3 separate regions of the Homo sapiens genome follow, and all the other regions are linked to region 3. The links are chromatin loops, found by intact Hi-C in ENCODE. Cell type or tissue: ascending aorta. All regions are shown on one strand. Each heading gives the region's core, and the rest is flanking DNA. Links, peaks and the distances in the headings are about the cores only.

Region 1 (10,943 bases), core at 980-8,979, 230 kb after region 3:
TACGTGCATACCGTTTATTTGCAAATTGAGGTACTTAAGAAAATTGTGCATGCAATAGTCAGGAACTAGTATAAACATTCAGAAGTCTTTTATTGCACAATCAAACCTTTTAAGAATAAGCCTTGTGTAATAGGGAGCTTTATAGTTTTTCCTCATAGTGAAGCATGTTGTGAAGATTTTAATAATTGATAATTTTTTCTATGGTCTTTAATTGTCAATCCTATTTTCATTCAGTTGTTGTTGCTTTTTTTAAAAAAAAAAACAAAAAACAAAAAACAAAAAACCTTTCAAACTAGGATGAGCAAATAAAACTAGGATGAGACACAGCTTCCCTCTCTGTGACCAACGATGTCAAAAACCCTTGCAAAGAATCAATCAACAGCTGCCAGGGGAAGAAAACGTGGTGATCTGAGACTTCTCCCTTCTCTACAAAGGGACGGTTGCCCGTCTGGGTGCCAGGTGTTCTGATAGCTTCAGCCATGGAGAATTCTGCTCAAGAACAGCAGCTGCTAAGCCAATCAGGTTCTCATTAGCCAGTCGGGAGATGGTATAGGTATCTACGGTCCCAAGAAAAAAAAAAAAAAATTTGATCTCTTCCCATAACCCGTCTGCCTAGAATGATGGACCTGACTTAATCTTGCCATTTCTTAGTGACTCACTTGCTCCTGGCACCCAAGCTCACTAAGAACGGGGCTAAGGAAAGCCATTTTAAGACCTCACTGACCTGCCACCATCCTGGCCTTCATTCTACTCCTCCAACCCATGAGAGTGGTTCCCACCTTGAGGCCTGTGGACCGGAGTGCTTTTCCACCAGATGGTCACAAAGCTGATTCCTTTTTATTCTTCAGTCTTAGCCCAAATGTCACCCTTTAAGGAAGCTTTTCCCTCTCACCCTAACGATGCTATTGATTCTCCCACTGTGACACTTACTTGATTTTATTTTCTTCATAGCATACATCTTAATTACTTGTTTCACGTACACTAATTTTCTCCCCTGACTAGAATGTCCATTTCATAAGGACAGAGGCCTCCTCTATCTCGTTCACCCTTGTAGGCTTTGCATCGTAAGTACTATCTGGCACACAGTATACGCTTGATAAATATTTATTGCAAGAATAAATAAACAATAACCAAATTATCAAGATTATCTGGTATAGAACAGGTGGGGAAAAGCTCAAACAATCTGTCACCTGTCATCGGCCACACTATAGTCATTTTTTTCCCCTCAATTTTCCCAGTGGGATGAAGGGTGAAGATGCATGTGAACAGCTGAGCCATGAAGCAGAACTACACAGCACATGGTTTTTTAACTTCAGTGCTCTTCACAGAAAACCACTCTGAAATAAGTTGCAAGAGATTCTTGAAATTCAAATACAAGGAAAAAAAAGAACATATATGGACGACAGCTAGGTAGTTCTGCCAACCTAACTATGCCATGACATGTAATTGTGAACTGCTGAGAGACAAATGCAAAGCAAAGCATTTCCTATACACACATACAAAGGTAAGATTAAGGTGTTAATTTTTAAGCAACTGTCATATGCCTGGTTCTAGAATATGATTCCATTAACGTTACTGCTGTTATAACAGAGAGTGTAAGTGTGATGATGAGCTCCTTTCATTATTTCTCAAAATTAAGAAACTAGGCTTGCCAGTCAATCCCCAGCAGAGACTCTGAGAACATACGAGGACACAATGAAAACAGTAGAATATTAATTAAACCAACAGGAAGAGAGCTGTGTGTACTTCAGAGATGCATTTTAAATGCATGCATATCTTCATACAGACATCATAGTAGTCAAGTCAAGAAATGTATACTTTACGGTTCCTGATATGGCAGATTCAGTCTTCATGGAAGGCAAAAACACAATGAAACAAAAACTGAAAGCCCACACACACCCACTGAGGAAAGCATCTGAAAGGCAAACTAGTGATTTTTCTCAGCAAAGAATTAAAGTCCCTCTCCCCTGGAACAGTGATTTGGAAAAGGACCAGGGTAGGGGAGGGGGTCAGTTAGTAATGGCTCCTGTTATATTAAAAGGTGACAAAAATCATGAAGAGCAGTATTGATAAATGTTCTAGTTACTGCCATGTTTGAAAAGCATTCGAAATTCTAAAATATTATTTGTGTATTATTTACCTTCTTATAAACTGATTTGTCATTATCATACATTCAAGTTTTATAAATGTGTTTTTCCTCACTTCACTGAAATATCAGAATCCAGCTCAAAAACAGAATCAAAGAGGAGACTTTTAAGCTTATTCAATAAAAACTATGATACGTAATATTCAAAATAGTGAAATCATTATATTATCTAAAATTCTCAGAAACTGCTTAACATGATTAATAATTTACCCATTTTAGTTCATGAGGGAATGTTTAATATCATTTGCCAAAAAAGAATACTGAAATGGTATAAAATGGTATTCATTATAATTAAGACCTAATCACTAAAGAAGTCCAGAGGTATGGAATTTACGATCTTGCATACATGTTTATAAAATATGGACTCGGGAAAGAGCCATTTAATTTACCAAGAAGTCCTTTGATCTCTCAGCATATTATAACTAAGAAGACAATGGCAGGTTTCAGTATGGAGGTCTTTTTGGATGACTCCTCCTAGCCTTGAGGTTTCTCTATTCCTGTTTAGGGTATGAAGTTGACTTACAAAACCATCGTTTTTGTTCTAGCTTTGCTTTATAAAACCTCAAGCAAAGTCTCGACCATAAATAAAGCAGCAGGGCCCCAGTAGCCAGCTGAGTCATAAACCCCACTCAGCTGCATGTAGCCCAAGGTGTTGGGATCCCGACAGAGTCAAGCCAAGCAAGCAGAATCAATTGAAGCCAGAGTTTGGAAAAACAGAGCACCTCCCTTCCCCACCCCACCTGGCAGTGGAAGAGACCACAATCCCCCTTCCACAGCTCTCATCCAGGGAATGGTAATAAGTCCAGAAAAACATCTAGACCTGGGCAGACTTTACTTCCACAGTCTAAAAGGAAGGGAAAAAAATGGTATTTGACAACCAACCACAAATTTTGAATATACGGTTCTCCTGCTTTTAAGCATAAAAGCAGTCTTGTTGTTGCTAAGTTATGATCACCACCATATTTTTCAAAATTTGTGCCCAGGACCATTTGGTCTTATGGTACTCAGGCTTGCCACTCTAAAAATACAGAGTTAAGCATGTTTAAATCACTTCAAATATCGCAAAAAGCAGCAAACACACAGCCTACCTGCTTGGGCATGCAAACTTGAAAAGAGAAGCTTTAGAGAATTGCCTGCAGGTCAACTCATTCTGTATTTGGCAGACTGATGTCAGGAAGGAGCTATAGAAAACAGAATCCTGTGCATGAAAAATACTCTGCCTTTGGTTCCCTCAGGCCAGAACTTGGAACTGCTAGCAAACATGCCTTAAAAAACTGCAATTCTCATGAAGTGCTAAAAACTCCCAAGTAAATAGGGCCCCTCAAACCCATGTACAAATAAGAAACATTTAATGAACAACTCTTTTTTCACCAACACCTCTACTACTTAAATTAAGGCCAGCAGACTCTTCAAAGGGACAAAAGAAGCCCCCCCCTCCATTAAGAAAAATTCTATATATAGACATCCAAGACAATTATATGATGCACGTAACCAAATATATATAATTATCCTAGTTCCTGCATTCCCATTATCTTCATAAACATAGGATAAAAATCAGTCTAAATGACTTTCTCAGACCTCCTCAAGGATTAAGGCAAGCCAGCCAGTCTTTAAAGTACATACATGTAGTAAAGATCAAAAGCAAATGTTCTGGTCAGTTCTTTTCTGCTCATGGTTTTACTAAGAATGTGTGCAGTTTTCAGGGAAAACACCACAAATGACAGCTGCTCAAAAGCATGGGAATTAATTGGCAGCAGGAATTTCCTTGACTAATAGGGAAAAACTTGAAGTCACATGTTTTGATGAGCTTATTTTTCCCATCCTTAGTCAAGCATATTCACTGCTAATGATTAAGATTTTAAAATGGAAATATAACCAAGTACATTCTCTATCTTTTCTCAGTGGAACACAGATACCCATTAATGACTGAACAATGGCATTAATTAATAGATTTTAGCTTAAATAAATACAGGGAACCAAACCAGGACACAACAGCAAAAGTGCATTTGTTAAAAAATAGTAGCACGTGACTCCTCCTCCAACCCCCACAGTAAGCCATCTGCTTTGAGCTGTTTTTCTAGCAGTAGGGATAGATTTACACTGATCCATCCACAGTCTATCTGACTCAGGGTCTCTCAAGTCATTGCCCTTGTGACCAGTGGTGAGAATGGACAAGACAGCTGGTCAGGATTAGGTGAGTAGCCTGTGGCCTTGGGACCAAGTCATGTTACTGTGCCCAGAGCCTGATGCTATAACCTTTGGCTCATTAGCATTATGCTGTCATCATCCAAGCTAACAGCCACTGATCAGCCATGATCCAACAGTCACCACTCAGGGGGCACTATGTATTCTCAATCCCAGCAACAATGTGAGCCTTTTCTTTTCAACACAGTCTGAACTGAGCCCATGACACTCAAAGGCTCGTGCATGAGGGAGTCTGCATTAAAATTGTCCCTCAAGGCAGCAATGAGATGTCCAAGCATGAGCAACCATAGCCCCTCCATTCTAATCAAATGACTGCTCTGACAGAGCTCAAGGAAAGCAAGACATAGTCAAAGAATTTCCAAAATGTATGTACCCCAAGTGCCACAATGGAACAACATACCTGGCCATCCCCAGACTTGGAAAGTTGGCAGGGACGATGAGAACATCCAGCCGAGAGAACGGGTGTGCTCCCAGAACAGAATGTGCTGCTGAGAGGCAAGGAGGGATCAGCCGCAGAAGGGTCTCTTGGCAGGCACCCGTGAGGCACACAGGGGCAAAGACCCGATGAGGAATGATCTCCTGGGTGGTGGCAGAAGCATTCTGGAAGCGGCAGGGGTATTCCATGTGACTGCAAACACCAACATGCCTGGGAATAACACAAAATAAATGGTAAAACATGTTTATTATTCTTGCTGTGGAGGTGAGGCAATCTTGCAGATGTAGACAACTTTTAGGAGACAGAGGTTCAGACAGACTCACAAGCAAAGACTGCTCATTTCAATTCTTGGCTTGACTGGCTCTGTGCAGCAGTGAAAATTTACAGGACAAAAACGTATTCATGTGTTTGAATCAATAGACTAGCTTCAATCTAAGATAAGAGAAAGCAGTAAAATCTTGTTTTAGAATAAACTTTGTTGTGGGGGGACCTCTAAAGACTCCAAACAATAAAACTTCTCACCAAAATACAAACAATTCCTGCCCTCGGTTAGATGTTTTCAAGTATCACCATATGAACAATCTCCAAATTAGAGACAATTCATAACTCAGAAAGGAAGGAGCAGTACACACAAATTAAAGATCCAATTCTGGGATTACCTAGAATAAAAGACTTGGACTGAGGGAGAACCATGAACCAAATGAAAGTTACAGGCTCAAACTCCTCGAAAGAACACAAACCATTTTACTGAATAGTAATCTAAATGTTCTTTACACAGCCCATCAAAAGCTGTTATTAAGGAATACAGAGGCACTTTTGATACAGTATTTTTCCCAACCCACTTTCAGAACAAATTTAACTGAGCCAGCCTTTTAAGGAAACAGATCAGACCCCAGCCTGCTTCATCCGACCACTGCCAGTTATTCCATCAAAGGCGGAACTGAAAGAGAATTCCTAGAACCTGACTCACAGGACTCAAGAGAACTTATCTACTCAAACCTACATCCAACAGTACTCCATTTTTTCACCTGCTAACATGTCTTTTATTCAAACACAATGAAAAACCCCTCTAATCATTATTTATTTCATTATTTTTTTTTTTTTTGAGATGGAATCTAGCTCTGTCTTCCAAGCTAGAGGGCAGTGGCATGATTTAAGCTCACTGCAACTTCCACCTCCCAGGTTCAAGTGATTCTCTTGACTCAGCCTCCTGAGTAGCTGGGATTACACGTGTGTGCCACCACGCCTGGCTAATTTTGTATTTTTAGTAGAGACGGGGTTTTACCATGTTGGCCAGGCTGGTCTCAAACTCCTGACCTCAAGTGATCCACCCGCCTCAGCCTCCAAAACAGCTAGGAGTACAGGCTTGAACCACCGCAACCGGCCTATTATTATTTAAGACAGGATTTCACTCTGTTGCCCAGGCTGGACTGCAGTGGCAGGGTCATAGCTCACTGTAGCCTCCAAGTCCTGGGCTCAAGCAATCCTCCTACCTCAGCCTCCTGAGTAGCTAGGACTACAGGCATGTTGCCATGCCACATCCAGCCTTTTTTTTTTTTTTTTAAGAGATGGGGTCTGGAGATGGGGTCTCACTTTGTAACCCAGAGTGGTCTCAAACTTCTGGCTTCAAATGATCCTCCTGCCTCAGCCTCCCAAAGGGCTGGAATCATAGGCATGAGCCACTGCACCCAGCCAATTATAACTACAGGTGCTCACTTGATTCACAGTGAATAATGAAAAATCTTAAGATGCTGGCATGTCCCAATATGGGCAGAATGCAACAATAATTCCTCTCCAAATGTAAGAAGTACCTTTCACTTACCCAAGGCCAGCGCTCAGGAGACCAATATGGCTAGGTACAGATAAGCCTCACCTTCTAGCAGCATGGTTCATAGAACACAGCTTCCAGCACTGAAGGCATTTCACCACAACGGAGAGTAAGAAAATGGATGGAGGCCCATAAAAACTTGTCAGAATAAGATGACATGAAGAATATAATTCTTGACATTTAATTCTGGCCAAAGTCCCTGGATTGATAACCTTGCTTTGTGGAGAGAGTGAGTCAAGGTGCCTGTTGGTGAACATTTAACTAAAAAGGCTGCAATGCCCACCTAATGACAAGTACTGTGCTTGTGCATGAATGTGGTCAAAGGTCTCGCAAAGTGAAAAAGGCCACTGATTAAATTAACCACCACAGTATCTTTTTCTCATGTATTTACACAGGTATATAATGTGCTACAGTAATTTCAGTTCATATAATCTCTATTGCAAAGCTTTCAGATCGTGTTAAACCACAGAGAAACTGGAGTGTGCAGGCATCTTCTGGACAAAGCTGAGGCATAAGCTTAAATTATATCTACCACAGCACAATTTTGCAAAAAGGTCATTCTAATGGTCTCTCTAAATATAACATGGGAAAAGATTATTTCCTGCTGCCAAGAACCCTAAAGTTAGAGAATACTGAGGTAGCCAAAGATACACCCAAAAGTGTTTGGCCGGATGAATTTCTGGTGATCGTATACAACCTAAACCTGATAGACAACATTCTGACTCCACGGTAAGTTCTCTCATATCCTTTTCCAATCAGGAACAAGGCAAGTTAGAATCTCTCTGGGCATAAAAGGCACTAGCTCAGATGATGAAGATGATTCTAGTTGTGTGAATTAGTACCATTGTAATCAAAGCCTGGGAAAAAATGCAGGACTTTAAGGCAATCAAGCTCTGACCAGGTGAGAAGGGTAAGGCTCCCATAGAAATGGACACAGAAATGGCATCAGGAAAGCCACTTCTGCGTTCCCACATAGGGATCAGGAAACCTGGGCTTCACTGTCTTCTCAGACTGGCTCACTTGTGACCAAGGCAGGCAACTCAGTATCTGGGGCTTCTTTTTCCCCATCTTTAACATAGTCTCACCAAAGTGGCTGCTGGAGGAGGTAAGGAATTGGTTAGAAAAGGATATGAGAGGCCAGACATGGTGGCTCATGCCTGTAATCCCAGCACTTTGGGAGGCTAAGGTAGGTGGATCACTTGAGGTCAGGAGTTTGAGACCAGCCTAGCCAACACGGTAAAACCCATCTCTACTAAAAATACAAAAAAATTAGCCGAGTGTGGTGGTGCATGCCTGTAATCCCAGCTACTTGGGAGACTGAGGCAGGAGAATCACTTGAACCTGGGAGGCAGAGTTGCAGTGAGCTAAGATCGCACCACTGCACTCCAGCCTGGGCAACAAAGCATGACTCTGTCTCAAAAAAAAAAAAAAAAAAGGTATGAGAGAATTTACTAACTTACTGTGGAGACTGAATGTTCTCTATCAGGTTTAGGCTGTATACAATCATCATAAACTCATCAAGCTGAACACTTAAGATCTGCACGTTTTGTTGTATGTTAATTATACTTAAAATATAAACAAATGAAAATCTTTTCTAAGGTTTCTTCTGGCACTATGATTCTATGATAACTCAGCACATAAGCCATTCTTCATAGAATCGCCTTGTTTCTGAAGAGGTCAGGGGATTCTGTACTTTTTTTTTTTTTTTTGAGACGGAGTCTTGCTCTATTGCCAGGCTGAAGTGCAGTGGTGCAATCTCGGCTCACTGCAACCTCCGACTCCCTGGTTCAAGCAATTCTCCTGCCCCAGCCTCCTGTAAGCTAGGATTACAGGCACACGTCACCACACCCAACTAATTTTTGTATTTTTAGTAGAGACGGGGTTTCACCATGTTGGTCAGGATGGTCTCGATCTCCCGACCTCGTGATCCGCCCGCCTTGGCCTCCCAAATTGCTGGGATTAATGGCGTGAGCCACCGCGCCTGGCCAATTCTGTGCTTTTTACAAAGTAATAGTCTTCCATAGATTCAGCACCGACTCAAAGATGCTGTACTTCCTATCAAAGCAACTTTTCATATACTTTACAACTCTAAAGAAGACCTGTTCCCCACCAGATTCTTCTTTCAAATAATCAGTCTCAATGTGTTTTCTTCTTTGTAGTGCCCATTTTCCATGCCTTTAATCATTTTTGCTAAGTTCCTTTGGACTTTATCCAAGTTTCTGTGTCGTGTTTAAACTGTATGGCCCCCACAAAGGCCTCAAGAGGTTAAAGAAACATAACACAAAGATTCCCCTGTGGCTGAAGGTTATACTACAGCTGAATAAAATTAATAAACTTTCAACAGCTTATCTGAGAGCCTTATAATCAATGTATTTACTAAAATGCTCACCCAGAGTGGCTGGAGCATGTGTGAAAGTGGAGCTGGAAGAGGGAATGTTCTTACTATAATTTTACCCACATGAACACTGATCATAAAAGTTCAGTGACCAACACTTTGGCCAAATTTCTGGAACCCAGATGAGCACTTTAGGCAAATGAAAACCTGTGGTATAGCAGGCCCCTGTGAAAGTTGGATTTACATGAATTTGATTGGTGGTCTTAGGAAGGTTTGAAGTAGAACGGGTGCTGGGGAAGGCAAAAGGGACCAGATGTGAACATAACCAAAAACACCACTGTGACTGGCACTTCAGAGCACCTTTGCTGGCAAACTTTGCATGCAGTCAGACATGTAATGGATGAAAACAAAGCCACTTTCTGACAGCTAAAGACAGCACACATGAAGTGCACAGCCAGGGCAGAACTAAGCAAATGCAAGCTATGATTTTATCAGCAGCATATTCCTGAAGGACAAGCATATTGATAAAGGAAGGGAAAACTCAGTCACAGTTTATTGGACATGGAAGGGGGCATGGGAGGAACCCCATTCACCAGTCCTCACAGTTCCATGGAAAGACGCGCTTCCCTAGAGTGGCACCCGGACCTCTCCCCAGCTTACCTGACTGGCTGGGCCATTCCAGGCTTTCTCTTTTGAATCTGCTTGCACACAGAGGGTGCACTTTGGGCCTGCCCCTGCCATGTGTCAGGTGGACTCTACATCTGTGTTATAGAGGACAGCAGCAGTCCAGCTGGGCTGGTAACTGGGTGGGTAAATTTGTCTCATTTGGAAATGGAGTCTCAGAAACCCCACTGAGACCATGCACCTGAGTATTCCTTCAGTCCAGCTTCTGTCAATAATAAAACCTTTATTTTTATCTCCTCTGTCTGTTCCTCAACTGGTGAATTTAGGAGGACAAGAGAGGAGTTGTACTTGCTTCTTCCCCTAAAGCCCGACAGGAATTTTAGACATCATCTCTTCCCAGAATCTTCATTTGATTTAACCATTTCTTCCTCCTTTCAGAATAGTGGATGCAAGAAAACTGAGAAGCCATTTAAGTTGCTTCTGAGCAGGAAGGAGAGAGCACAGAGTCAGTGGCTGCTGCCCACTCCTCAACCCCACATCTCTTTGGAATATGGCTAGAAAGGCAAAATAACAAATGTCTGTCTTTGCCTTCCCCTAGCCTTCCAAAGGCACACATTTTCCAACTGCACAGCTCCTCTAACAATCAATCAATGCTGAGGCCTTAGATGAAAAAGAGAAGAGTACTTCTTCACCATCAAGAATTTGAGAACCCATGGACAAAGCCTTCATTCTACAGATAAGGAAAGTGTGGCTTTGTCCAAAGAGGTATATCCAACCACCAAGAATGGCACTTTCAGGCTCAAAGGCATTGCTCTCAACTTCTGTTTTCTGTTCCAACACAACACACTCCAGTCAATAATGGTGGCTCAAATCATGGCAGTGACTCTCCAGATGGGAAGGTGGATCAGACTCCAGGTGAGGCATTAATGTTACATACAGTTTTTTAAAGTCTCCAGGTAAGATTCTGACTCACCTCTCTCTGGGGTCAGGCCTGGATATAAATCCAGGTATTGCTACTTAGTAGGGACATTAATGTTAACAAGTTGCTGAGCTTCAATATCCTTATCTATAAAATGGGAATAATAATCTATCCAATCTGTTTTGCAGGCTTATCCTTAGGACTAAATGAGATTATATTTAGATCAAGACTTAGTTTCTGACTTGGAACAACTAATGGCTACTGTATCAATTCAGGATAGGCTAGGATATGCTGCAGTAACAAACAACCCTGGTGTTTCAGTGGCTTAACACAAAACAGTGTGCTTCTTGCTAATACCAAGTCCACTGTAGATCTAAGTGACTCTCCAGACCACCTGTCATCCTCACTCAGAAATTCAGACCACCTGAAATTACAAAACAAAGCCTCCTC
Region 2 (10,943 bases), core at 1,356-9,355, 52 kb before region 3:
CGTGCGGTGTGTGCTGTGTGTGCCGCAGGTGCTCTGTGTGGTGCACGCGCTGTGTGTGGTGTGTGTGCTGCATGCAGTGTGCGCGCTACGTGTGGTGCATGTGCTGTGTGTGCTCTGTGTTGTGCATGCGCTGTGTGTGGTGTGTGTGCCGCGTGTACTCTGCGTGGTGTGTGTGCTGTGGGTGCTCCAGGTGCTCTGTGTGGTGTGTGTGCTGCGTGTGCCGCGTGTGCTCTGTGTGGTGCGTGCGCTGTTTGGTGTGTATGCTGCATGTGCCGTGTGTGCTCTGCGTGGTGCGTGCGCTGTGTGTGCTGTGTGTGCCGCGTGTGCTCTGTGTGGTGCGTGCGCTGTGTGGTGTGTGCTGTGCGTGCTCTGTGTGGTGCGTCCTCTGGTGTGTGTGTGCTGCATGCAGTGTGTGTGCTACGTGTGGTGCATGTGCTGTGTGTGCTGCGTGTGCCTGGAGAGCCTCCTGCCAGCCGATGACCAGGCGTGGACAGCCCAAGGAACCTCCAATTCACACATGGCTAGAAGAAAACATCTGCTTGCAGAAGCTAGGCTTTGGAGTCACACGGCCGCTTAAACTCCTGTATCAGCCGTGACCCTGAAGACTGGACCAGCGCTTCTGCCAGGCTTCCCATTCCATCTCTAAACCTACTCAAGATGTTCCCCCACAATTTTTGTTTCAACAGATTATAAAACCTGAAGTGGCCAAAATAGTGCCAAGGAGTGCCGCTGTGCCTCCAGGTGGACAGCCTCTGCTTCCCGGTGACTGCCACAGCCAGGCAAGGTGCTCCAGGGACCCGGGGCTCCCATACCAGCCCAGCACCCACTTGGCCAGTTACTCTCCAGGCCCTGGGCCAGGGAGCCGACTATTGATGCTGCGGGTAGTCTTGGCTAACTATTCGGCTTACTGATTTAGTTGGCTCCTAAAAGGAGTATCTGGTTAGAACTAAATGACAGAAAGGAAAGGGAGAGAATCACCTCGTTAAAATAACATTTCGGCCACCACCTGGGCTGAGGACCTATCCATCTGCTCCTTGGTCCGCTCGAAGCACCTACGGGCGAGCTGCTGCTGTCTGGCGTCCTCACTCACCATCAGCTCCCCGTAGAGGTACACACCCATGGCCTGCAGGGCACAGAGGCCAAAGGGCATCAGGCGAAGGTGTGGGTACCCACACACACGCACACATGAGCTCAGTCTGTGCTTGTTCCACACACACTTGCTGGTCTAGAAATTGCAAAGACCCCAGAGAAGACAGAGGCCGTGGGCTGACTGTGCTTTTGGAAGCTGCAGTCTGCAATCCCTGTCTCCTCCTTGTACTCAAAACCCCAAGGAATCCTCAGCTCCCAATTCTCTACACAGACTCTGACGATTTCACTGGTGACAGAACGATGAGCAGGCATTCCCACCATGATGGCCGTGTCAGGAACGCTCTGAACAGACAGAGATGGTTCCCAGAATTACCACGCGGAGAGCCTGTGTGGCATTACAGACACGGGACTCCTGCCCCGCAAAGTGTGTCCCTAGGAGTAGCTGGTCTGAGCTCATCCGGGAAGTCCTTCACCTGCCAGGGAAGCAAAGAGCACAGCAGGCAGCAGCCGCGGCAGAGACACATCACGATGCCCGCAGAGACGCCCACCCCGCCTGCGCCCTTTCCTCCACAGCCCTGCACCGTAGCCCGCACCGGCTCTGCTGCTTGGGAACAATGCCGCAAACACTCACATCTGCATTTTTCCTGTATTTTTAAAATAGCCAAGGACGTTCTAGAAGACCCAAGGGCCCATCTGGATCTGTCTACTCTCTTGTGCCATGCTTAGTTATGCCACGAGTTACATTCCGCTGGAGTAAACTAAAAGAAGGGTCTCAAAGACATCGCAAGAGCAAAACTTCGTAGTTAAGGGTTCAAAAGTGCTTTCCCAAAAAAGTCCAGACATGGTGATCCTTATTTGTCAAAGATCACAATTCTAAATATACTGCAGTGAATTCTGGTCTTTAGAACAGACCATAAAGTTGCTCTTAAATTTTGTCCTTCTTATACTCCTGTATGTTTTTCCAGATACCTCTTGCTCTGCTGTGCAAATGTGACATTTCTTCTGGTACAAAGGCATGTACTTTTCTTTGTAGGAATAATGAGGCCTCAGGCCTCACTGGCTGGCTGTCCCCCACACTGAGACCCTATCAAAAGTCCTTTTGTTTGCCTCACTCCCACTCTCCACCCCAGCTGGAAGGCAGCTCCATGCTGTTACCCACAGTGCTTGACAGGCCACTCATTCAGAGGCAGAGGGGGTGGAGAGTGGGGAAATGGGGAAGGCGTGGGAGGCTGTGACGTGTTACAGGACACACCTGTTGGTGACCTGACACACTGCGGACATCAGAGGCGGCCAATGAAGGTCTCCCCAGATCCGCTCCCACATGCGCACTGCCTGTGAACTCCTAGGAAGGTGACTGCTGTCCCTGGTGAACAGTGAGAAAAGCTCTCACAGGAAGGAAACCCGCCTAGCACAGCACGGCAGGTGCAGGTACAGACCGAGACTGTCCCGTCGGGGCTCTCCCAGTCTGACTTGCACGTGTACTTTAAATGAGGGCCACTGAAATCAGGGATCTACCCCACGGCGTCACCAAGGGACACGCATGGCCTAGCAGGTGCTGGAGATGCCGTGAAGTGTGAGCACGCAGCATCGGATGACGTGTGGGCCACAAGGCGGCATTGAAGGTGCTCAACTCAATCCTTCAAAGACATTGAGAGAGGAAAAAAGCAGCTCAGAAAAATCAGTGTTAGGCAAGATCCCACCAGTCCTTAAGAATCTCTGTAACAGATTTAATTATTTGTTATGAAAGAGATACTGAGAACGTGGATTCCTGTGTGAAGTGCAGGGACAGCCTTTACAGAATCCCCATCTGCTGAAAGATGACACCTACCTGATCCTCCTGAAGGAACCTCTCCACACTTTTGTAGGCTTTCGTGAACTTGTGCTTAACAATGAGTTCACACCACCGATGGCGAACCTGGAGGAACAAGAGAGAGCCCAGTGAGCGACAAGCAGGCAGGCATCCCAGCCCACCGGGCCCAGTGACAGGCAGCCTCTGTATTCCGGAAAGCTGTGCTCTCAAATGGGCTGGCATTGTTGACACACTTAGTTTTACATTTTCTTTTAGTATATTTTTTTTACTTTTTATTTTCTTTGAGACAGAGACTCGCTCTGTCACCCAGGCTGGAGTGCAGTGGCACGATCTGGCTCACTGCAACCTCTGCCTCCCGGGTTCAAGCAATTCTCCTGCCTCAGCCTCCCAAGTAGCTGGGATTACAGGCACCTGCCATCATGCCCCACTAATTTTTGTAGAGACGGGGTTTCACTATGTTGGCCAGGCTGGTCTCGATCTCCTCACCTCGTGATCCGCCCGCCCCAGCCTCTCAAAGTGCTGGGATTACAGGCGTCAGCCACCGTGCAGTAAGTTTACTTTTTAAAGAAAGAAACCACAGTGCTAATTAGGGCTGTTGGTCAACTTTAGAGAGAAAAGCAGGTGTTTCTGTTGGGTGTTTCACTGTTTTAAACATGATTTTGCAAGATGACAGATACTAAACGCAAAGCATAACGGGAAATTCAATGCACATTCCGACCAGGCTGCTGGTGCTCCTTCCTCAGGGTGCTGTGAGTGAGGGTTCCCTTTCAAATCACCACTCCTTAAGTTCCTGCAGCAGATTTGACTCAGTGCTGCTGATTTGTAACAAACACAGTAAGAGGCGGAGACACTGCTCTCTAATTCCCCGAAAGAGGCAAAGCACCCTTCTGAGAGTCTGGGGAAGGAGTAAGCCCAGGACACCCCTGAAGTGGATAGTTCCTGCTGTGTATCCACAGGTGTGTAGGTTTGCACAACATTGAAAACAGACAAGCTAAAGGTGGATGCTGTTCTTTTAAAAGATACACTTTATTAAACGTTCACCTGCAGGAATTCGGAAGGAACCCCCACTCCCACCCTCTTCAAATCTCCGGACACAGTGGAAGAGTCCGATGCCAGCCCTGGCCGCCCTCTGGACACAGGCAGAACCACCTGCGCAAGGTATTCCCCACATCCCGGAGCAGGCGGCATTGCTCGGTGCTGCAGGCACATGCTCTACAAGAAGATTCACCTACCACTTGTTTTTCAGAATCCAGTCCCCTGCCTTTTTCTACTGCATCAAAGCACTCTCAGTTATACCACGTCAACCATTTTATACTCCATCACTGAACCAACATCAGCCATACATAGAAGTGATTATGTGCATTTTAGAAGAGCCTCCTTCTATCACCCCTTGTTTTTACTGACTGTGAAAGAGGGAGATACTCTATAGTAATATATTTGCAGCAATAATTAAATGTAAGCAATGTCAACATTTTGGCGAGGGCCCCTGTAAATGACATCATTATCCACTGACCTAGCCAGATCTCTCCTTTAATCTACTCTAAATAGGTTTACATGCAAACAGTTAAGATTGAAGGAGAGAAACCAATCTTTTGGAAAGAATCCTTCCCCCAGGCCACAGTGCCCTCTGAGAACGGGTGTTAACTCAGGAATTCCACTGGGCGGCCCTGGGCTCGCAGGCAGCCAGGCCCTTTGAAGTGCTGAAGTGGCATGCCTCTGGGAGGGGCTGATAGCCTCTGCCCTCAGAGCAAAAGGGAAGGAGGCTGGGACGGCAAAATCTTTCCACCTTCAACAAAATGTGCTTTCCTGTACAGCCAACAGAAATTAACGACACACTATACAAGAAAGAGTCCCTCCACCTCCCCAACAGAAAGAACAAGTGACCAGAGCTCAAAGAAGTTAGCTCACCATCCCATGCCAGAGGAAGCCGCTAGAAGAAACTGCGCCCAGCTGTGGAGAACCCAAACTGCCCGCTGGACGCCTCCGTCCCTCATCTCTCTTCCAACTCACAGCCACCTAAATGTGCCACCAAACTGCCAGGTCCACACACCAGCAGAGGTGTCATCTGCTGCGAGCTTTGTGAAGATGGGCACCAGCTCCCCAAGGCTGAAGGGCCTTGCAGGCAAGCTGGTGTGGTCTGGCGAGATGGCCACATATGGATGGGAGCGACAGCTGGGGACAGGAGCTGCTGCTCTGAGACTTAGGGAAAGAGCCTATTTTCTTAACTGCACAAAAGAAACCCTACGTGTGCCAGCTTTTAGGGAGGGTCCCGTGCGTGAGACCTGTCGGTTTCTAAGTGTTCTTTAAAGTGTTCTAACAACCAACGCTTGTCTGATCTGACCACACCACACTTTTGGCAATGACTGCTGTCACTCTAAAACTTGGAGGACATTATACAATTTAGATTTGATTGTGAGAATGGAGGGTTTCGCCTCTCCTTTTCTTTCTGTGCTTTCCTTCATCTTATTTACACACACAGAAACAACGAAGCATAAACTGGGGCTTATTTCCTAGTAGAACAAGGCCCTCGGTGGCGGCCGGAGGCAGCGGCAGCCCACAGCTGGTGCAGGTCCAGATGGCGGGTGGAAGAGGCTCTTTCACCACGGATCTGAAGTCAGTATTTCCACGTTTCTTACTGTTAGAAATAGTTTACTGTCAAGATTAATAAGAGACCCAGGCTTCTGACCCCTGGAGGCTAACAGCATCCAGGAAGGACAGACCAAGCCCAGTCTCCCACCCCCACTCCCTTTCCCACCCCATCAAGAGAAGATAAAAACAAGTCTTTTCATTATAAAGAGCTAAGTGTATGTCAATATTTCGGCGACAGGATGCTGAGAAGACATCACAGAAATGCTGCGGGAGGCTGGGCAGGCCAGATAGTTCCTGCTCACGCGCAGTCTTCACTTTTCTTCGTTCCTTTGAGAAACAAAGAAAATCCTTATTTTTATCCCCCAAACTCTCAAGGACCCACAATTCGCATGCCATTCGTCACCACAGGGAGTGGGGATGACATCAGTCTCACTTAAGCCCAGCAGTATTTCCAAAGGAGCCCTGACAGAATATCTGTCTCCAGACCACCGAGGGGCTTCAAGGTCGTGAAAGATGCTCTGCCCTCCTGCATCAAGTTCCTCCGCAGCTGAGAAAGCAGGGAAGCCCTACGGGCCAGAGAGGTGGGGCCACAGAGTTCCACAGCATGCCACCAGAGGACAGCTGTCCAGTCTAGAGGTCTGCTCTTATTTCTTAATTTATTAACGAGGGTGGTCAACGTGTCTTTCTGTAATTTCCTCAGTCAGAATAAAAATAAACAGGGACAGCGCATGCTCCCAGGACGGTGCCTGGCACCAGTGGGCACTCCTCACTGTCTCTTCTGGTCGCCAGCCACCCCGCAGCATCCTGGCGGGGCGACCGGCCTCCCTGTGGACCCGGGCAGTTGTCTTCTCTGCACGATTAGGAAGGAGTTTGCTTTTCAGAGGTGAAAGCCACACTTCCTGGCTGCCTTTCTGCTCCCACCCTGTCTGGGAGCCGGGGCAGTGCTGGAGGCTGGCCCAGGCTCCCCCAGAGCCACAGCACTGTGCTGTCCCGTGCCTAGGAAAGCAGATGCTGGCAGGAGAAACACATAACCTGGGCTCCTGGGGACAGCCAGCTGTGGCTGCCTGCCACAAAGGACACAGAGGGCCGTCTGCAGGGGAGCAGCTGTGAGGGTCAGAGGGACCTACCAAGAGATAGTGTCCCCTCCCCCTCTCCTCCCCAGGCCTGGAAGGTGGCAGGAGAAGAACCTGATCAGACCCTTCCCCAGCCACAAGGTACCTGCACTGGAGATCTGAACTTTAAATCTGAAATTATGATAAGGGCTTGGCTCCCTAGGAGACTGGACAAAGTCCAGCTGGGGATAGGGATGGGAGAAAAATGTAACTGTTTCATTTTAGACCCAATCAAATGGAGACTGATCAGCAAATGAATCACACCCCAAAACAAGTCAATTTCTATTTCTCAGCTTTTTAGAATCCTTTTTTCTAGATTAATATACAAAATACGGTAAGGTCTTCCCCTCATCCCTATGCCCAGAGACTGCCTTCAGTCCCTACTGTGCAGGTGGCCACTGGGCCAGTGTGTTTTACACACACACAATGTATTTTTCCTTTTCCTCCTAACAAAGATAACTTCATGGATTGCATTCCTCTGTACCCTGATAAGGATATATATTTACTTTATATAATTACATTGATTATTTAATAGGATATCTTGACTTACGATTCCCATGAGTGCAGGAAGAGATTCCCCATTCCTTGTATTAATGGTTGCAGGGTAGTCTATGATACTACAAATAATGCTAAGATTAGCGAGACCCTGACAGATAGACACAAGTTTACATCCTAACAGTAAAGACTGAAAACAACCTCTGATGCAATGAAACACAAGGTGTGGGTCATCCGGTGCCCTGAGGTATCTGTGTGCAACTTCCTAGATGTGGGGTGTCCAGATCAGTGTGTACATCTTCACTTTGAGAGGCTGCTAAATTGCCTTCCATGAGGGTGTAGCAATGTACACTCCTGCCAAAATCGACGTGAGACCCCACCTTCCTGTACCATCACCACCACTGAATTACCAAACTTTTGATAAGTGAAAAATGGTGTCCATGAGGTCCTTTAGTTTTTAATTAAGAGAGAACTTGAGGAAGGGACTAATTAGAAAGGTGGGGACAGTATTATGGACACCAGCCAGGTACGGTGAAGTACCAGAGACCATGGAAGCGGTAGCTACCCACTGGCCTGAAGAGGTGTGAGGCTATTTCTGGAACAGAGAGAGCTAGAGCCCTGGGAGGGGCTGCCAGCCTGCAGGAGCGGGAGAGCCCCCATCCCCATCGGGGCAGCTTAGGCATTCTATTACCAGTTGAGTATGGCTGCTTTCTTTTGTTTGTTTGTTTGTTTGAGGCAGGGTGTCGTTCGGTCATCCAGATTGCAGTGGCTCACCACAGACTCCACCTCCCAGGCTCAAGCGATCCTCTGGCCTCAGCCTCTCAAGTAGCTAGGACTACAGGAATGTACCACCACACCCAGCTAATTTTTTTTTAATTACTTTTTGCAGAAATGGGGTCTCTTATTGTTGCCCAGGCTGGTCTCAAACTCCTGGGCTCAAGCCATCTTCCCACCTTAAGCTTCCGAAAGTGTTGGGATTATAGGTGTGAGCCACCATGTCCGAGCATTTTTTTCATGTGCATAAAATCCTTTCTAGTAACTGTCTATTCATATTCTTTACCATGTTTTTCCTATTGGATCACTGGCTTTTTCTAGTTAATCTGTTGAGTGTTTTTGAGTACTAGGAAAATTAGCTCATCTTTGATGAAACTGCAGCTTTTTCCAGGTTTGTCAATCTGTCTGACTTTGTTCATGGCGGTTTTGCTTGTATTTCTTAATTGCATACAGTTATCTGGCTTCTCAGTTCTCTTCATTGATGTTTAATGTTTCATGGGTACATATGCCAAAAGTAATCAAATGGTACACTTCAAATATTCACATTTTATTATATTTCTATTGTCAATATAGTTGAAAAATTTAATGACCTTTAAAACTGTGATTAAAATTCATCAAGTCACTCCAAATCTATGCCAGGAATCACCTGAGAGCCTAGAGTCAGCATGTATTTCAGCCCTACACAGACCCAGACCGCAGACCATGACCAAAGGGGCGAGGGAGGAAAATGATGAAGTTGGTGTGGGAGGGAAGGAGACTGGGCAAGTAGAGAAAGAACAAGACGGCAGAAGGGAAACAGGGACAGGGCACGGAGAAGTGAGAACAGAGCTGCCCGTGGCAGTGAGCACAGGGTCCTGGACACCTGCAGCACCCACACCTCTGCCCTGGATCCAGCCTCTCAAGCACCCAACACCTCACCTATCAAGGATGTGCTCATCTCTTCCCTCTGCCGCTGCCGGTGCTGACGCTGGGCAGCAGACAAGCAGGTGGCCTGGGAGGGGGAAGAGCAGGTGCGGCCTGGGCCTGGCTGGCCTCCTGACCTGCCGGAAGTGGGCGAGAGCTCACATATGAAATAAATCAGCACAGCTCTCGCAAGAAGAAGTGGCATCTGGGTCTCTGGATCCTTTCCATGTCATCACAGTGAAGTTGACTTTTGCACAACACACAGGTGTGCACCCTTGAATGCTTTAGTCCAATAAAAATTACTTTGGACATCTGCTGTTCAAAGTGTTCTGCTTACGGGACATGCTCAACAGAAACAATGACAGTGCTGCCCTCACTTAGCGTACAGGTCGGGGTAACACAGAGGCGCAATTTATACTGTTGGAAAGGGATTCAGCACTTTCCGGGTTTCCAAAGCCTCCATGAATACAGGGTAATGACAGCAAAGATTTCAGCTTCTCCTAAGAGTGCTCCACACAACTGCTTCTTTGAGGCTGGGTGCAGGTGGGAGGGTCTTGGAATCTAGGGTGGGAAGAATGAAGGGCAGGTATGTGGAAGCCAATTCACATCAGACACATATCTGGCAGTAGAGAATTAAAATCCTCAAGGAATCCAAGTAATGGTTCCAGGATTGTGGACCCTACCCCACTGACAGACTGCCACAGGGAGGACGGGGTATGTCTGTGGTACAGGCCTGAGCCACCTAGGAGGCCCAAGCAGACATGCAACCTGGGTATCCAAAAAGCACGTGGAAGGAAGCACACACACAGGCACTGGCTATGAGGATGGGGCTCACTGATTCCAAGCACATTCATGGCAGCCAACTGCATGACAGGCACTGGGAAATGGTGCGGGGCAGAGTGATGGTCAGTACAAACACGTATGCATATCTATGTGTGCATACGTATCCACAAATGTGTATATGTAGAACATATAGACACACACTGAAATCAAAGTGTTATTTCCCAACACTTTCCTTCACTACACGCAATGCAGTCTGGTATTTTTATTCTTTGTTTTTTGTTTTTTGAGACCGAGTCTCACTTTGTTGCCAGGCTGGAGTACAGTGACGCGATCTCGGCTCACTGCAACCTCTGCCTCCCAGGTTCAAGCGATTCTCCTGCCTCAGCCTCCCAAGTAGCTGGCAACACAGACATGTGCCACCACGCCTGGCTAATTTTTTTGTATTTTTAGTAGAGATGGGGTTTCACCATGTTGGCCAGGCTGGTCTTGAACTCCTGACCTCAAATGGTCCACCCACCTCAGCCTCCCAAAGTGGTGGCATTACAGGTGTGAGCCACCGCGCCCGGCCTGCTGGGATTACAGGTGTGAGCCACTGCGCCCAGCCTTCTGGGATTACAGGCGGGAGCCCCCGCGCCCGGCCTGCTGGGATTACAGGCGGGAGCCACCGCGCCGGCCTCTTCTTTCTTTTTTTAAAATGCTGACTGGTGACCTACTAGATGGATTTCATAACCCACTGTGTCTTGACTCCCGGACAGTGTGAAAACCTACATACAAGCTCGGCTTCCAGAGCCTGATGCTCCAGGCTGGACCCTCGTCGGCTCAGGCAAGCTGCTCTAACCAGGCCCCACTCCAGCTCCAGCTCCCCAAGATGGGGGTTAGAAGAGCGTCAACATGCAGGGAGGGCCACAGACAGGCTGGGCTGGCATGAGGTAGGAGGTAGGAACCACATGGCTGAGCAAGAGCCTGGGCCAGGTCAGAGACTCGCAGCAGGACAGCAGAGGGAGCAGGGGAGTCCCAGGAGTAGTAAGGGCCTGGGAAGAGCTACAGCTTTTCAGGCCATCTCCTGGGAGGGAGACCCAGGGACAGGCACCTGGGAATCCTGCAAACCATTTGTAAAGATGGCTCCCTTAGCCTTGCCCCAGCCTCAGCCCCAGCCAGACTCCACTTCTGCCTTTACAGGAAACTTATCACACACTACCCAAGAGGTTCCATGGAGCTGAACTCTGGAAGGCTCAGAAACACAGTGGAGGGGGAAGCCTGCTCTTCTGACTTCCTGCAATGCTAGAAAAATGGCACATGCCTAGAAGGGCCATTTAGAAACCACATCTTGGATTTGGGACACAGGTCCCGTGACAACGGGCATGTCTATGATATAACAATAATTTTAA
Region 3 (10,943 bases), core at 1,958-9,957:
ACAGGATAATCCTCCAGTTATCTGGGACAAGTCACAAGACAAGAGGAGCAAACAGTGTTCGCTTGTTTGAACTGGGACACATTTCCAAAAGGGAGCATGAAATGACATGATCCAGCAGCAGCTTAGGGAGCTTATGTTTTAATTCCCCCCTACCCGGAGAATCGGGCTTGAACAGGATTTAAGGTGCACAGGTGAGCTTTAGCAATTCATCAGTTACGTGTAGAGTAGTAAAATCCAACAGCCCCCTTTGATCTGCAAAAGTGTGCAGTTCTGTCCTCACTCCCCACCAGTTGGCCACTGCTGGGGCATTGGCAGAGCTGGGCTCTTGTGCTTTGATAGATGGTGATGTTTAAATCGGGTATCAGTTTCTATTAAAAAATGCTGAGGGACTTAGCTTCTAATCACACTAAAATGAAGACCTAGATGACGTCGTGTTCTGGCATTCTGGGTACACGTGAAGAATGCCCACCAAGAACACGCTCCGTGATTGGATGTTTAGGAGAGAAGAGAAACTACTTCACTTTCATGACATTCTTTTTAAACTAAAAGAGTAGACATGTGAAGAACAAAGACAGACCGACGCACTGACTTCACTTCATTAAATACATACTGGTAAATGCAGAGAAATCTATTAACTGCCAAAATAATTGACATTCTTTGGCCACGCATATTTATATTTAACACTTTGTGCTGTTAACACCACCAGAGCTCATGTCATGTGGGGGTGCATGTGACTGCACACCCAGGGTAAAACTGCACACTGTGAACACCACACTTTCCACTAGCCTGGGATCAAGCCTAGCAGAGAAGGGTCGGAAAAGCCAGCCAGGCCAGACAACATAGTGGAAATACTAGAGAGGAGGCAAAGTATCAGTTATACTTCTTTCAGGATTTGATTATGCTACTTTGAAGTGAGGACTATTTGCATTTTAATAAAAGCCAGAAAGCAGGAGACAGCTGTGTAACTGCATGTTTCTTAGAAATAAGTTGAGTATCCATTTCAGTGTAACCCATAAAGTAGAGCAGAAATAGACCCACGGTTAACTGCTGAACCTTGAAGCTCATCTTCCATAATTTCCATATTGCGCCTACAAACTAAACACACAAGTCATGATGGGGAGCTGGCAGTGTCCCCTGAGATTCTGAAATGGATGCCTGTTTGATTCATGTTCAGAGAGGAAGAAGAGACACAGAGAGGAAGAAGGATGGCTGCTGCCAGTTTTTACATCACTGGCCACATGCAGAAAGGCAAAGGTAAAGGACGAATGCACAAACCTTCCTCTCACAGTCCGACACGATCCCTTCATGAGGCTCAGACGCTGCTCTGCACTTACAGCCATTTACTCCAGGACACAGGAGATGGTTATCAAATGGAATCAGTTAAGGTATACATATCCCCAGGACTACAGCTGCAGTTAAATGCTGAATTCCAGTACTCATGGTCAATGAAGTTGCTTTTTATGAAATGTACATAACAGATCTTTCCAAAAAAGCAGAATTTCAAAACAACTGAATTCAATTATTTTTTTAAAAAGTAGCCTGCATGAAACCACCTTTGAAGTCACAAAGTCAAAGTCACAAATATATAACACGCTCCCATTCTTCTTCAATAATTATTCTTCTTAAAAGACAATCAAAATACTAAAAGTGCTGGTTGAGTGACTGGATTACTGGTAATTTTGAAATTTCTTCTTTATACCTTCCCATATTTTCAGAATTTTCTGTAACAGACAGTATCACTTTGATATTCAGGGGGAAAAAAAGTTAAATTTCTTATCTTGAGTTGGTTTAAAACAAGAAACTAAATATGCTGAACTGTAATAAAAATACAGGAAAGGTATCACACCAGAAAACAAAGCTTGGTTACTTTATGCAGAGACCAGAATCATACCACGGCTGCAATGGTCAACTCAGCACTCAAATCCAGATTTCAACAACTTGAGCAACATGAACTGGACTCCCAGGGGGCCTCCCTACTTAGGAGTGCTGGGCACACCATCAGTAATGCCACCCATCTCCCAGGACAAGCACTACGAAAGAGAGGCCAGACTATCACCTGGATTTCATATTAACAGATTTGGTTATTATAAATTAAATTGAAATGAATTTCAACCTCCTTCCCTTGAGTAACTTTCCTTTTTAAATTCTCACCATGCCCCTGATAAGCTGCTGGAGAAGATGCTTACAAAACACTGAAATGCCCAAAATATAAATAACAAATGAAAGAAGGACAACAAATACTGGAAAACTTAGAAACTCCAATCAGTGCTGAAACAGGAGCTGCTAACACATGGCGTCTCTCAAATTCTGGGGGTGAAGGAGTGACTGGCATGGCACTGAATGGATGGCAGGTGTGAGGGCCCAGGAGGGTGACACGCAGCACACAAAAAAGAAACAGCACTTACACTTGAGGATCTCGAGTAACTTTACCCTACTGAGAAAACACAGGCTTTGGAAGGGGCCACACCGGTTTACAGGGCATGGCTCATCAGTAACACACGCAGACAAAAGGACAAAGGCCAGGAAAATTCAGACTGGTAGAATGATTTAATGTATGCATCTACACAATGCCCATAAGGAATTCAGTAATGTCCACCTGAGGCCTGCCAGCCTGATTGCCTCTCACCCTCACCTCTTCTCAGAAATGTGTGGCTGGTCTTCTGGCACCCCCAGTTTCCCCAAGAGAGTGCACGGTGACAGGAGATTTCATGTTGGTCACGGCAGCAAGTATAGAGGACCACATCCTAGGGAGTCCCAGGCAAGCCCCTGAGAGAATCAGTTTTCAGCAAACGAGGACAGCTCAATGCCACACAGCACCTGCCCACACAGCTACCTGGAAACTCTGCCCCATGTGCGTTCCTCACCAGCTGGCGCTGCCTTCCAGACACACTAGGCTAGTATCTCAGTAATATGGACCAAAACACTGCGGACATCTGGGGCCAATGGCTCTCGCGGAATTCTTGGATAACCTAACACAAATAATATACACAATTGGGCAGGGAAATTCTAATACAATGCTCTATCTATAATAGAAAGCAGAATTAAAGGAAAAGTGAGTTATAAAGCATTAATATGGACGTCAATATTTACAAGCTGATGCCTGAGTACCCAATTAAATACAACAGTGAAGCAATGGGCTGCCTGGAGAATCCCCACTAACACACAGCTGTTAATGCAAACTGAAGCAGCTGTGGCAGGTGGTCACTCAAACATCACAAATGCATTCTCACTGCAAAAGAGATTTTCTGAAATGGCAAGTAACTCTTGGAAAAATTCAACAAAATACAATCTTCCCAGATTTACCCTTCAGACTCATTCCCAGAAACCTGAGTCAATATTAAAACTGTGTACATAAAAGAATTTCTAAGCCCAAATATTAGACACCAGTTTTTCACCTGTACAGCTCTCCAGCTGGCACCTGAAGGCTGTGTGGGTAGTGACGTAATTCTCCAGTCTGCTGGAATGCACTGTGCACCACAGGCATAGTGCGCCTGGACTCCATACACCCACGGCCAAAGCACCCCGATCACAAAGCACCCACATCACTCCCACGAGGGTGATTCTGCCCTATGAGAACCGTTCCTTTATAACAAACTGCCACCACATGACAAAAGTGCCTCTGGAGGCCAAAATAATTGATGTAAATTGTGTTCAGTTGAGGTTGTTTATTCAGATATCAGACCCTAAGAAAATCATCTCTGTCACTATTTTCCTCCCATGAACTTCTGGCACTGGGCACCTGGGTGCTAGGTGTGAACTGGAATGCCTCTCATCTTTTCCTCTTGACAGACTGCATGCCCCGCTTCAGAATATTTGGACAAGCACAAATTTGAAAGATAAACAGGCCTGCAATGAGTGTTCTGAGGCTCATGATTCTGCTGAGACCCAAAGGGTGGTCCTGAACTTCACCCACGACGAGAGGGTTATTTCACCGGAATGCTCTGTCATGACTGATGATACGACTTATTTAGAAAAATAGGTTCACTTGATTTGCTCACTGCCAAAATTAAAAATACCTGCAAATTCTAGAATAAGCAAAAATAATGAGAAACTCTGGTCATTTGGACTTGAAAACGTAGTAACCCCTGCCATGTTCTAATGATGTGATAAAGTTTCCTGCACAACTTTTGCAAGGCTTTTGGAGATAGCCTAGATTCATACAGATACTGCTAGTTGCATTTTTAATAAAGAATCCTTAAAAGCTACCAAATTCTAACACCTAGAACTTCACTATTTAATTATTTAAAGCACCCCAAAACATGGCTCTACAGACACATGTGTGTCTTTTCTATATTAAAACAATGTGTATAATCAGAAATACAAACTGACAAACATTGGTTTGAGTAACAGAACTAAAAAAAAGAATTCAAAATACCAAAAACATCACTCCTCAAAGTAAATTTAATTTAGACAATATCACATACACACATCAACTCAATACTTTATATCAAGTCCACAAGAAAAAAACATAATTAAATGGAATGTGTTTAACTGTTGCATGCATGACTGGTGGTAGAACCTAGAGAGTAGGGAGGATAGGCATCAAAGACTACAAGTTTATTTATTTTATTATTCTATTTTATTTTATTATTTTTTGAGACAGGGTCTCACTCTGGCTCTGTCACCCACACTGGGGTATAGTGGTGTGGTCACAGCTCACTGCAGCCTTGAACTCCTGGGCTCAAGCGATCCTCCCACCTCAGCCTCCCAAGTAGCTGGAACCACAGGTGCATGCCACCGTATCCAGCTAACTTTTGTATTTTTTTATAGAGATGGGGTTTCGCCATGTTGCCCAGGCTGGTCTCGAACTCCTAGGTTCAAGCGATCCACCCGCCTCAGCTCCCAAAGTACTGGGATTACAAGCGTGAGCCACCACTCCCACCCTACAGTTTTAATTAACATGTGTTAACAATGCTTGAAAAACTGTAAATACCTTAAAATAGTTCCTAGCTTTCTTCTGTACCTAAGAATATAAAACAAGTCAACAGTTAAGGTTATATTCCTTATAGCTCATGGCAAAGATGTGGAGAAACTGGGACCCTTGTTCATCACTGGTGGGAAGGTAATGTGGTATAGCCACTTTGGAAAACAATCTAGGCTTCTTAAATCACTCCATTTACTCAACTGCTCATATAAATTTACTCAACTTACGTGACTCCTAGGTCATCTATCGGAGAGAGGTAAAAGCATATGTTCATTTAACAACTCATCTGTACTTACTGCAGCATTACTACAGCCCTAAACTGGAAATAACCCAAATGTGCATCAACTGGTGAACAGACAGATAAAATGTGGTGTAACCATAAAATGGAATACTGTCCAGGAATAAAGGGAACACAGCGATACACACTGCGACATGCATGCACCTCAATACGTTATGCTAAGTGAAAGAAAACAAACACGTAAGACCATGTATTATATGATTCCACTGATATGAAATGTCCAGAAACTGCAAATCTACAGAAACAAGAAGTAGATTTACAGGTTGCCTAGGGATGAGGAGAGGGGGAAATAGGCAGTGATTAGTGATGGATGCCAGGGGTTTCTCTGGGATGATGGAAATGTTTTAAAACTAGATTGTGGTGATGGTTGCACAACTTAGCTAACTTACTTAAAATCAGTGAATTGTTTATGGCACGTAAATTACGCCTTAAAGTTGTTAAAAACATATATATACACAGAAAGAACCTGTGCTGAAGCCCTGGGTAGCTATGAAGTGTTAAATCTATATTCCGGTTTTCTCTTACTTTCTTGACTTCAGAGTGGAAAAGATGACATCAGTCCATTAGCATTATGAGAATGCAGAATTTTGCTATTCAATTTCCTCTAAAGATAATAAAGGAACACGGGGGAGGGACGCATGCAGGGGAGCAAATAAATCTGCTCTTTCCTCATTACGGAGTTCAAACTGGGTCACAGCCCTATTAGGCTTAACCACTCGGAGCTTACTTATTACTGCTTGCTGCCGGCGGAGGCAGTGCTGGGGCCTGGGAACTGGCAGAGTCCAGTGATGATCATGACCACTGCCCTAGGAACACACGACTTTTAGAATGGGCTAACCCAAGCAAGACACCTAGGCTAAGCATAATGGGCACTCTGAACAATTAGGAAATGACACTACAGAAATTCTTATCTTTAGCTCATGTAACCTAAAACCTTACACAAGTCACTTACCTCCCAAACTTCAAAGTTATGTTTTATTTGTTAAAATCACTATCAACTTAATAATTATACAAAACGAAAATACCAATGTGGTAAGCAGGCAGCCCATGCCCAATAATCTAAGACGACCTTTCTTGCACCTTTTCTCCCAACTCCTGATGAATTAACTTTTGCCAAGTACCTACTAAACTCACTGCTTTGCTCAGTGGGGTCAGCTCTGGCAGCTAACCTACCAGCTCTGCTTTGCAGACTCATCAACAACTCTTGTCTGTCTGACAAGGCACTGAGCCGTATCCAGCACTGTTGCTGTGGACAAGGAAGTAGCAATGGGCCACGTCTGCAGTGGCTGTGGGCTGACAGTATCTGTTAACAGAAGGCTGGAAGGAGTAGGGGGACACCAGCATATGTAATGGCCTCTGCTGGGAAAATGGATCACGGGAGAAGGAAGAACAAGGACAAGCCAGAATTTCTGACCATCCAAAAGCCAGGACACCAAGACTGCCCCAGCCATAAGACCATGACACATGCACCAGGTGCAGCAGGTGAGCACTGTAGACCATCTTTTATTCCCTGTAGAAAAGCTATTGAGAATGGTTCTAGCATAAAGAAAAGACAAATATTTAAGTTGATTGAGATCCCAAATATAATGATTTGATTTTTATAAATTATATGATGGTACTAAATCACATGTACCCTAAAACTATGTATACCTATTATCCATCAATAACAAATAAATAAATATGAAGCTAATAAAGTAAAACAGTTCATTGGCCTAAGGGGAAAAAAAGGTTTTGAATAGGAAAGCAAAATAATAACAAGTATGATAAGAGGGCCAATCTGATAGAAATGGTTGGAATTATTTTTAGCTGAAGTCGATAGGATGAAAATCTAACCGTATGAAAAGTGAAATGCTGTGGAAGAGTAGAGGAAGCAGGAAATCGGAAACGCTATATTTATCCCCTCCCCTCCCACCATTCCCTTGAGTATTTCCTTTATTTTGAGAAGAAAGCAATAAAATTATTCTCCATACCAACATTCTCCCTCCTCTCAGAGACACTCTGGCAAACAAACCGGCCAAAGGCCTCATGGAACGTGGGGCCACACGCTCAGGCTCAGAGTACAAAACTACTGCCAGCTCTTGGGCAGTCGGTACTCACACAGGGGTCAGATACCATATCTAGAAACGGCTCTGGCCAATGACCAGGTGGCGTTTCCCTAGGCCTAGGAGATCCCTGGTCACTCTCAAGGCTGAGGGGAAGAACAGCACAGCCTGGAGAAAACAATGAGAATGCTCCCGAGGCCTCATGGAGGCAGTGCTGCCAGTGGCTGCTCACGAGCTTGTGGATGAACTGCTACTCTCTGTTGACAAAGGTAAGGATATTCCAACAAGGACACGGACTATGGAAAACAACTGGTGGCATTTTTCTCATGATTCATTCCTATCCTACGTTCTCTCTCATTCCTGACTCTCCATTTAAAATAAACTTCTCAAGGAAAAGCAGGGATCAGGTGGGGAAAAACAACAACCTGCCTGGATGATAGAGCCGGCTGGCTGATCTAACATTTGACATGAAAATTATCCGACATAAAACCATAATTTCTTTTCCCATAAAAAATTCAAGCATGCTCATAATTTACAGGGCATGTGGAGTTTCAGCCCTTAGCAATTAGGAAGCCAGTGTCGGTCCACTGAGCTTTATCCAATGACCCTTTTAACTACTTGAAAATGATGTCTGATTATCAAGTAATGTTATGGCTTACCTATAAAAACTTCTTTTCAAAAATATTGATCCTTGACTACATAAGCAAGGCCTTTCTGAGAAGCCTTTTTAAATCATGCATAACCCATTACTCATAGCTGGGACAAACACTGGACCCATTTCTTCTGTGACTAAGTGGGTTTCTGTTAGTCAGCGCTCAGGGAAACTTATTAACGATCCAGAGCCAATTCCACACAAGAATAATAGTTACTGCAAACTCAGACCTCTGTAGTTGCTGGGAGGCGGGGGTCAGGGGAGATCTCAACACTTGTTGTTGAAAGGTTTCTGGAATTCTTCAGTTGCTCAGGACACCAGCAAGCATTTTTTTGTGGATAACCAGACTTTTTGTAAATTGAGCTCACAAAGACCTCAACCAAAATCAATAAAACAGCTCTAGTGACTTCAACTAAAACTCCCTTTGGAGGAGCCGACTGGAAACTTCCAACTGAACCTGAGGCAGTATTTGACTAGGGCAGAGTGGCCCCATGGGGCAGCTTCCTGGGTCTGCCTGGGAGGCAGGCGTCCTCTGCACCTGTGGCTGGGACCCACTAGAGAAGTGACTGGGCTGCTTTCCCAGTCTTAATGCTGGGGACACTTCAGCTGGCCCACATCCGCCACGCTGATGTTCCAAACGTGCCCTCATCGTCATTCTTCCTGCAGCTACACTTCCTGGTCTCTCCTATCAGCTCTCAGGAACATCTTCTGTTCCCATAACACACCACAGATAACAAATGACTTTAAGTCTGAAAACAGTACTGGAAAAGCCCATTCCCCAGTAACATTAATTACTACTGTCTGTGACCCATGATGCAGGGGCAGCTCTGTGCAAAATGTTTTCCCGTGAAGTCTGTTTTGCAGATGAGGAAACTGAGACTTAGAGAAGCGAGTCGGTCCAGCGTGAAAAAGCCGGTGAGGGGCAAAAAGGTGGGATTTCAATCAGTTTGTCTGATCACAAACCCATGTCATTCCGGACTACAGCGGGGAGAAAGGTACCTTAAGATCTCAATTTAACCCTAATAGCACAGGTGACCCACAGCATCAGCTACAGCCATGGCCAAAGTTCTATGGAAAAATAAGTTAATGGAAACCACACATGTTCTGGGCAAGGGGGGAAATGTTTCCATCCACAACAGACAAACATTTTTCCTGCTAAGAAAACTACATCAAAAAACTTCTTGGGAAGTAAAACACTCTCAACAAACTATTTCTACTGAGCTATTGTTAAAACAGCTGCTTTATTTTGAGTGATTTCTAACATATTAAGATAGACAATAATGAACTGTCTTTAAAAAAAAACAAAATAGGCCAGACGCGGTGGCTTACGCCCGTAATCCCAGCACTTTGGGAGGCCAAGGCGGGCGGATCATGAGGTCAGGAAATCGAGGCCATCCTGGCTAACACGGTGAAACCCCATCTCTACTAAAAATACAAAAAAAATTAGCCAGGCATGGTGGCGGGCACCCGTAGTCCCAGCTACCCAGGAGGCTGAGGCAGGAGAATCGCTTGAACCCAAGAGGTGGAGGTTGCAGTGAACCAAGATCGCACCATTGCACTCCAGCCTGGCGACAGAGACCCCATCTCAAAAATAATAATATAAGGATGTATTCCCAAATATGCTGGCAACAGTTTTTCAGAGGAAAAAAACCCCACTAAGAATACCATAGAGGCACTTTCTGTTTTATTCTTAACCTTCATGTAAATGACATACCTCACCCTCTAGACACCTGGAACATCATTTTGAAGAGAAGGAATAACACTGAAGTCCACACGTTTATAATATGCCTCCTCTCTTTCTCTGTAACAGTGTATGATCTCAAAACAGGTTTGATACAAAGAAAAACAAAAAGCTGAGACAAAATCTACAACAATCACTTGCGACTACTCTCTTCTCCCCTCCCATTGAATAATCTGAACCAAGAGCAAGAGTCCTGTAGCAGTGTCTGATTTCTTCTCTTCTATGACCTTGAACTCCATCAGGGGTTCCCAAGAAAGTGAAAATGCGGTTAAGCAAATCTAAACAGAAATAGTCCTTCTTCGCCTTCTCTTCTGGAGCCGGTTTACTTGCTCCACCTTTACACTTCCCACTGAGCCTCTCCCTGGGATGGCTCCTGATGACAGTGACTCTTCCATAAACGAGGGCAGTTCTCCAGAAACCAAGGCGTCGGTCAGACCGTGAATCAAGAGTTAGATGCACACAGCGATGTAGCTTCAATCTAAGATGGGAGACTGTGGTCACACAGCAGGCCCCAGCCCAAACCTGCCCCCTGCTCAGAGGACAAAGGCCAATTAGACTCTCTGTGTGTGTGCGCACATGTGCATGCTTGTATGCACACACACCCACACAAGCTACACATGCATGCTGGTACATCACTAATCCTCTGCTGGAAGATACTTCGGCATCATTTAAATTTGTCTTATGATAATCTGATGCTCTGTGATTAGGTAATGCTATTGTTGACCAAGTCATTAAATTAATCTTCAATAAAGACTCAAGGATGCCAGGATCCTCAAGGCAGGGAAAGGCAGGTGCCTTTTCCCAGAGCCTTTCATTTTGCTAAGAAGGAGGAGAGGAAGCTTTCTGCAAGTCTGAATCAGCTCAGTACTTGCCTTTTCTTGCCACCTGCCCACTTCAGTATCTGCCAGTTGTGTTAGAGAGAAAATATGTCTTTTTCCCTAAGCCAGACTATTCCTACCCATTTTGCCCTGCCAGTAACACAGAGAGTTCTGGGGCACTAATCCCTTCACAATCCAAGTTTTGGGGAATGAGGGTAGTTTGATCTGGCCTATGAACAAACAGCCAAGTTAGACAGACTGCAGAAACTCTAAAATTGCAATATATCAAGGTATGAATATATATAAACATGAAAATCAGCTTTGCATTTTAGAAAACAATACTAACATATATATTTACAAATACCAGCACAGACTGGTGAAAAGGTCATTTGTGAGAGTGCCATTACTGCATTTCAAAACAAAATGTCAATTTATCTGGTCATGCTTATGTCTTTTTTTTTTTTTTTT

What was found. A loop is a pair of places that touch in the nucleus more often than their neighbours do. Peaks named below come from ENCODE experiments on the same cell type or tissue, not always from the same donor. Only the 100,000 strongest peaks of a DNase experiment are listed, where the experiment ranks them.
Region 1: it touches region 3 in a loop (2.5-fold over the local background); 4 of 110 quality-filtered maps call a loop at or near these places.
Region 2: a loop joins it to region 3, with 2.3 times the contacts of the local background. A loop is called at or near these places in 18 of 110 quality-filtered maps.

The regions. Positions count from the first base shown.
Region 1 is chr9:94,794,811-94,805,753 of GRCh38, reverse strand. AOPEP (aminopeptidase O (putative)) reads right to left here. Exons shown (of 17, transcript NM_001193329.3): 5 at 4,752-4,997. LOC124902220 (a long non-coding RNA gene) reads right to left here and starts at 5,440. Exons shown (of 2, transcript XR_007061676.1): 1 at 5,310-5,440; 2 at 4,998-5,219. In ascending aorta, for the core only: no CTCF peak of the experiment used is centred there; DNase peaks (open chromatin) are centred at 2,768, 4,823, 5,709 and 6,103; H3K4me3 peaks cover 4,402 bases; H3K27ac peaks cover 7,234 bases.
Region 2 is chr9:95,072,755-95,083,697 of GRCh38, reverse strand. AOPEP (aminopeptidase O (putative)) reads right to left here. Exons shown (of 17, transcript NM_001193329.3): 15 at 2,918-3,004; 16 at 979-1,123. The coding sequence ends at 983. Among named protein-coding and RNA genes, the nearest start is that of MIR23B, 7.0 kb to the left of the region's middle. In ascending aorta, for the core only: a CTCF peak has its summit at 6,113 (motif pointing right); DNase peaks (open chromatin) are centred at 4,597, 5,467, 6,547, 8,827 and 2 weaker places; H3K4me3 peaks cover 4,994 bases; H3K27ac peaks cover 8,000 bases.
Region 3 is chr9:95,020,921-95,031,863 of GRCh38, reverse strand. The region is part of intron 13 of AOPEP (aminopeptidase O (putative)); the gene reads right to left. Among named protein-coding and RNA genes, the nearest start is that of MIR6081, 39 kb to the left of the region's middle. RefSeq lists a silencer at 2,827-2,977 and an enhancer at 7,386-8,585. In ascending aorta, for the core only: a CTCF peak has its summit at 5,995; DNase peaks (open chromatin) are centred at 5,933, 6,460, 7,327 and 8,143; H3K4me3 peaks cover 7,511 bases; H3K27ac peaks cover 8,000 bases.